Linked DNA regions of Mus musculus: region 1 is linked to region 2. The links are chromatin loops, found by intact Hi-C in ENCODE. Cell type or tissue: heart. All regions are shown on one strand. Each heading gives the region's core, and the rest is flanking DNA. Links, peaks and the distances in the headings are about the cores only.

Evidence for each region. Hi-C counts contacts between places; a loop is a spot of excess contacts. Peaks named below come from ENCODE experiments on the same cell type or tissue, not always from the same donor. Only the 100,000 strongest peaks of a DNase experiment are listed, where the experiment ranks them.
Region 1: a loop joins it to region 2, with 2.0 times the contacts of the local background. A loop is called at or near these places in 4 of 42 quality-filtered maps.

What each region holds. Positions count from the first base shown.
Region 1 is chr11:88,473,853-88,476,764 of GRCm38, reverse strand. The region is part of intron 7 of Msi2 (musashi RNA-binding protein 2); the gene reads left to right. Among named protein-coding and RNA genes, the nearest start is that of Mir378b, 120 kb to the right of the region's middle. In heart, for the core only: a CTCF peak has its summit at 1,481; a DNase peak (open chromatin) is centred at 1,504; H3K27ac peaks cover 926 bases.
Region 2 is chr11:88,523,353-88,526,264 of GRCm38, reverse strand. The region is part of intron 6 of Msi2 (musashi RNA-binding protein 2); the gene reads left to right. Among named protein-coding and RNA genes, the nearest start is that of 0610039H22Rik, 94 kb to the left of the region's middle. In heart, for the core only: a CTCF peak has its summit at 1,441; DNase peaks (open chromatin) are centred at 914, 1,414, 2,134 and 2,554; H3K4me3 peaks cover 671 bases; H3K27ac peaks cover 2,500 bases.

The sequences.
Region 1 (2,912 bases), core at 228-2,727, 50 kb after region 2:
GGGTGTATGTGAATAGTTACTGTAGGTGGGATCTCTGGGAATCAACTCTACTAGGAGTAGGCTACAGAGGGTTATTAGGAAGGGACCTTGACTATGGGTGGCTAGAGGAAGATTCTGACCTCTGATGACATCAGAAATGAGGCAGTCTATCTACGCACAAAATAGGATGAGGGGTCATCTCTGCATCCACAAGCGCCATCAACGAGTGTATTCCCTTTAGGAAGTTAGTGTGATCCTGGGGTTCCTTCTGCTGAAGAAACTTGAGCAGGGAATACCATAGGATATCTTGGGGTGCTCCCAGCAGCCAGGGAGGCAGGACATAGAGGATGTCCTTCATTTCTGAAGGTGGGCATGGACAGCCTGTCTCAACACCTACCCTGACTTCTGCTGTCAGAGATTCATGGTTATCTGAACAGGCTGTGTTCACCATCACAGCAGAAACAGGCAGTGCTCTGCAGGCATTGGTGCCAGCACAGGGGCTGCACGTGGCAAATAGAGACGAACCGGGCTGCCCAGGGATGCACCCAAGAGGAAGCGGGACTTAAGACATCAGCTCTCCCTGTGTGACCTGCAGCCCAAGCTCCCAGCCACTCTGCAGACAGGCCTGGTACCCGGCAGGTCTGCAAACAGGAGACTCAACGAGGTTCTAGACTGCTTCCTCACAGTTTGTTCTAACTACACCACCCCTTCTTGTTGTCCCTGTCGCTCCTCATTTTCAGAGGGGAAAACTAAGTCACACGAAGTTTGGGGATGGGGGAGAGCTCCTGGTAGAAGCTGGGAGCCATTCTTGTTCCTGCCTGTCATTTCATCCATGTTCTTCTGTGAGACGATCTATGTCCCTGAGGAGAGAGAGAATGATGCCTTTCCAATTTTCTCAGAGTCATTTCATTTGCTCTCTAAAGCTTGTTAGAGGTAGCCTGGAAAATACTGGGCAGATCATCAAAGGTTTAATCATCAGGGATGGGGGTGGGGTGAGTCGTTGCTTTATCCTTGCAAATGGCAGATAAGATCTTGAAGCCAGCATTAGATATTGATCCCAGGGCAGGGCTGGAGGGAGTGGGCACCTGAGGGAGAAGTAGGGAAGGTAGGAGAAGGTGTCCTTCCAATTTGCTCTTTTGCTGGCGGGAGGGAGAGAAGGGTAGCTCAGCTATTGCCACTCTCCACAGCTCAGCCCCGTAGAGGATATGGAACGTAGGCACGCGGGCTGCTGAAGTCAATTCTGTCTACACTCACCTCTCCCCAAGGGAGCAGAACCTCTGGTCATGAGGAAAACGTGTCAGATCCTTCCTGTGACCTCAGACCCTGGGCTCCTGAACTCTGAACTCCTGGATCCCTCCAGGGGGAAGAGCTGGACAGTTGGGGGTACCTGTGGGAAATGAATGGGGTATCTTTGAAGCCAGAAGGATTGATTAGAGAGGGATAGTCTCTGGCCCTGGCATCCCTGTGGCTGCCATTACCCAGCAGGCCTGTTGGCTGTGGACCATTGCCAGAGGCAAGGGAGCTGGATACTGAGAGAGCAAAACAGAGATTAGAGTGACGGACAGCTCCTCCCAAAAAGCGTCAGTCACTTACTAAGGGCAGTGCTACTGACTTAGGAGAGAAACAACAGCTCCAAACAGCCACTGCCCCACCACAATGACCCTTCCTTGGCACCAGCCACCATCCCGGCCTTGGAACTGAGAGGTCCTTTCCCTGGGCTACATACTGTATAGCACTGGAGAGGCCCAGTGTGCGCAGATCCTGCCAGAGGCTGAAGCATTCAGCAGGCTCACCTCTAGGTTGTTGGACCTAGACCTTGGCTCTTCTCTCAAAGCCTGCTCAGTCTCCACCTCAAAAGTGGTGGGCCCAAGTTTAAGGTCTTGGTGATTTGTGTAAGCAGTTTATTTATTAGAATGGTGCCAGGAAAATGTAGCTGAAGCCATGATAGAAGAAGGTAATGCTTTTCTGAGGAGGGGAAAAAAAATGAAAAACAAAACAGTACTTAATGTCTTGAAAACCTGCCAGATGCTCACTTTTGAAATTGACCTCCCTAGCGCAGATTGACTCTTTTCTATACACCATAAAAAGATGATTAAGGGTAGTACTGTAATTATTTGTTTATTGATGCCTATTTGTCAAAAACAAAAAAAAAACAAAAACAGAGGCATGTAAAAAGAAATTTGCAGAGGCATAAATGATATTACCGATCTTTCAGCCTATAGTAATGAACTCCAGTACTCTAGCCTGGGCAACATATATAAATCCCATTTAAAAATAAATAGCAATAAAAGCAGCAGTTTGTTAGTATATGATGCCAGGCAAATGGTAATATGGGCGTGTCTCTCCTTCTAAGATTCTAGAATTGATTTTATTTACCTGGTGGGAGGGCAGAGTTGGGCTTCACAAGCTTTTTCAGTGTGACTTGGTATTTAAGGAGGGTGCTTGGGGGCTGAAGAGTTGACTCAGTGGTTAAGAGCAATTGTTGCAAAGGACCTGGGTTCAATCCCCAGTACCCACATAGAGGCTCACCACCTCCTCAAGGATTAGCACCTGTGGTGCACAGATATTCATAAAGGCAAAATTCTCATATTCATAAAATAATCAAACTTTACAAATTATATATATATGTATGTGTGTGTGTACATATATATGTGAATATATGTGTATGTATATGTATATATGCATGCCTCTGAGTGTGTATGAGGGTGTATGTGTTTGGCAAGGAGGCCAGGTCTGGGAGAAGGGCTACTGGGTGGGTGCCTGAAACCCTGATAAGAATGAGCAATACCTCAGCTGGCTGTGACATTTATTATAACATGACAGGATGTTTTATTTGTGCCTACCTATGGGGTCTAGAGCAAAACCTGTCTGTTGGCCCTGCCAGAATTATGGCTGTAGTATTTTCCTACCTCTTTCTAAAATTTTTGATTTAT
Region 2 (2,912 bases), core at 218-2,717:
CAACATGAGGAACTGTATTAAAGGCTCGCAGCATGAGGCAGCTTGAGAAACCACTGCTCTAACACAATAGAAGTTTACTTCTTGCTCACGTGACCATTCCAAGTGGAAGCTCCTGGTTGGCCTTTCTCCCATGCAGTGATTTAGGGACCTAGATTCCCAGAATCTTACAGCCTTACCCCAGGACCTCGGTAATACCTGGGGCCAGAGAGCCAGCACACTGAACATAGCTTTTCAGATTTGTCATCTGTCTGATTGAACCCTGAGACAGGCTTCTGATTTTCAAGAAGGAAAATAGGGACTCAGAGGGGACCAGCAACTCATCAGGGACCACACAGAAACATTTGCATTGGCACCCCTGAAGGCCATATAAAACCCCTGAACCCCACCTGCCCCGCAGAGCCTCATTAGTAACTCTGTCTTCCCTCCCTACTTCCCATTTAAAATGTGACCAGGGTTCTTCCTTTTCTGAAGTCCTATTCTATGTGGCCCTCTGCCCCTAGTTTAGTGGGTCTTTGGTTTGGGGGCTTTGCTCTTGAGTAAGGGCAGAGGAATTCAAACAGCCTTAGCTTTGAAAAGGCACAGAAGGACATGGAGAGAATTCTAGCCTCTGTTCTTGCTTAGTTCAGAGGTCTGTATCCTGAGCTGTGTGTGTGTGTGTGTGTGTGTGTGTGTGTGTGTGTGTGTGTGTGTGTGTGTGTGTGTGTGTGTTTGGGGCAGAGTGGGAAGCTGTTTATCTGTCCTCTGGAGAGCTCAACACAGCAGGTGGGCCCCCACAGAAGGAGTCTCTTGACAAGCAGGCCTCTCTCTTGACACAACTGCCTGTTAATGGATTCTGTGTCTGGCAGTTCCTCCTATAGCCGACTGCCAATGAGCCCGCCTGTTCCTGTGCTTGACTCTGCTGATCAGAAACGGGTTTCCTTTTGACGCCCCGTGCTGTTCTCGACAAGGCCTTGATCAAACAGCAGAGACTAGTTAACCAAAGCCCATCCCTCCCATTCCTGTGCCCCCTCCCTCTCCTGCAAGCCAAGTGACATAGACAGCTGCAGGAAGCATGAGCTTGGGACCCTACTCCAGGCTCTGCAGAAGCTGTACATATTCCAGTAAAGTCTCCTGGGTGCTCTGAATGGGCTCCGGCCTCTCTGCAGATCCACATCCCACCCAGTGGCGTAGACTCACTGAAGAGGCCCCCATCGGGGCCCTGCTCTTTGTGTTGGAAGTTGATAGGTTGGCAACAGGCATAGCTCCCAGAGACCCATGGGCTCTCAGAGGATGTTCTCTCTTCATAGATGGGGACTCAGTGTGCCTTTCTCTCCTGGGAGATTCCTGGCAGGAAGGTTAGGAATGTGTGACTATTGTAAGGAATAGTGGAATGCCTGACTCAAGAGGCTGTCATGGCCCCGGTCCAGTGGCCTCCCCAGCCTTTCCTGAAGCTGCCTGGACTGTAGAGGGGGCACACAGCTGTTCTGTCTTCTCTCTCTGCAAGGATGCTGTCTTTGGCAGCTTAGAGCAGATTTAGAGAGCAGGGCCCAAGAGCTCCTGCCTGCCTGGTCCTGTGAGGACCTGCCCACCTAGGGAAGTTTTGGAGACATTTGCTAATCCCTGGCTTTATAGCCTTGCAGCAAAGGCTGAGCTGAGCTAGGCACATGGAAGCAGAGTGGCCCTGCTGGATGAGGTCCTGAGCACACAGTCCATGAGAGTACCCTTTCTTGGCTCTGGGATGGTTGGCAAAGGAGATCAATGACTTGTGAGAGGTACCACATTGAAGGGATCATGCCTAGTATGGCCCAGATTCTAGAAACCTCTGTGCCCAGTTGACTTGTGCACAAATCTCCAAGATATTTGTTTTCTCCAGGACACAAGGACAAGTTCGATGTCTGGTTTAAAAAAAGGGGGGAGGGGCTTTTATTTGTTCCTTAATTCTTCTGGTTTGTTTCAAATTACAGGACTTGAAGCCTTTCAGATGCTTTGCCAAATGTTACTCTCCCTCCTCCCTCCCCCAGTCAGAAAAGAAAAGGCCACAGGCCTCTGATGCCTGTACTTTCAGAGCTCTATCTGTCTCCAAACCAAAGGGAGATAGACAGATTACTGCTGACGTCTCTGTTATATTCAAGGCCAACTCTTAGGTCACTGGGTTTTTGAATTCTCATATTGAGCCAGCAGTGTGATAAGGGCCAGTGTGAGGTTCCAGAATGCCTGGGTGGGAAGTACTGCATGCTCCTCAGAGCAGGAAGGCTCCTATCTAGGTTTTGGTGTGAAGCAGTCTGGCTTTTTGGCCTCGGGCAGGGGGCCAACCTGTTTGTTGTATTATGCCTTCTTCCCGTCACTAAATCGCAAATTTGTTTTCTTTAAAAAAAAAACAAAAAAACAAAAAACAAACTGGGACTCAGCCGTGTGATCCTTTTGAGGGAGTGACTCCTCGCCCTCTTTGCTATCTATTTGTTGATTCTTTCATTTGTTCAAAGAGTCATTGAACAGCTAGAGTGCCAAGTGGCCTTCTGGGCACTAAGGATGCTTCGCCAAACAAACCAGACAAACCCCAGCCTGCTAACCAAACAGTTTGTGCTGGATGAGAAAAGGAGGCAGATGACAAAGTGCCGGAGGGGTGGAAGGGATGGGAGCCGGAGCCTGCTGGTGTGACCTGGCATCCTGGCCACTGAGGGCTAGGGGAACTGACCGTGAGGGGAGTTAGAGTGAGCTGAGATTAGAGCTGCATCTCCAGCTGTTTGTTGGAGGATGGAGTTTTGAGGCTTGGGGTGGCATTAGGGATCTGAGATGTAAAGAGAGTATTTCACTGGGTTCCCCAAAACCCCTGAGGATTCTCAATACTGGCTTTTGGTCTCACTAACTCTTCTCATTGGTCTTTGTGGCCTAGTCTTTTCTAGAATAGGCCTGGTTTTCCTATTCCTACATTA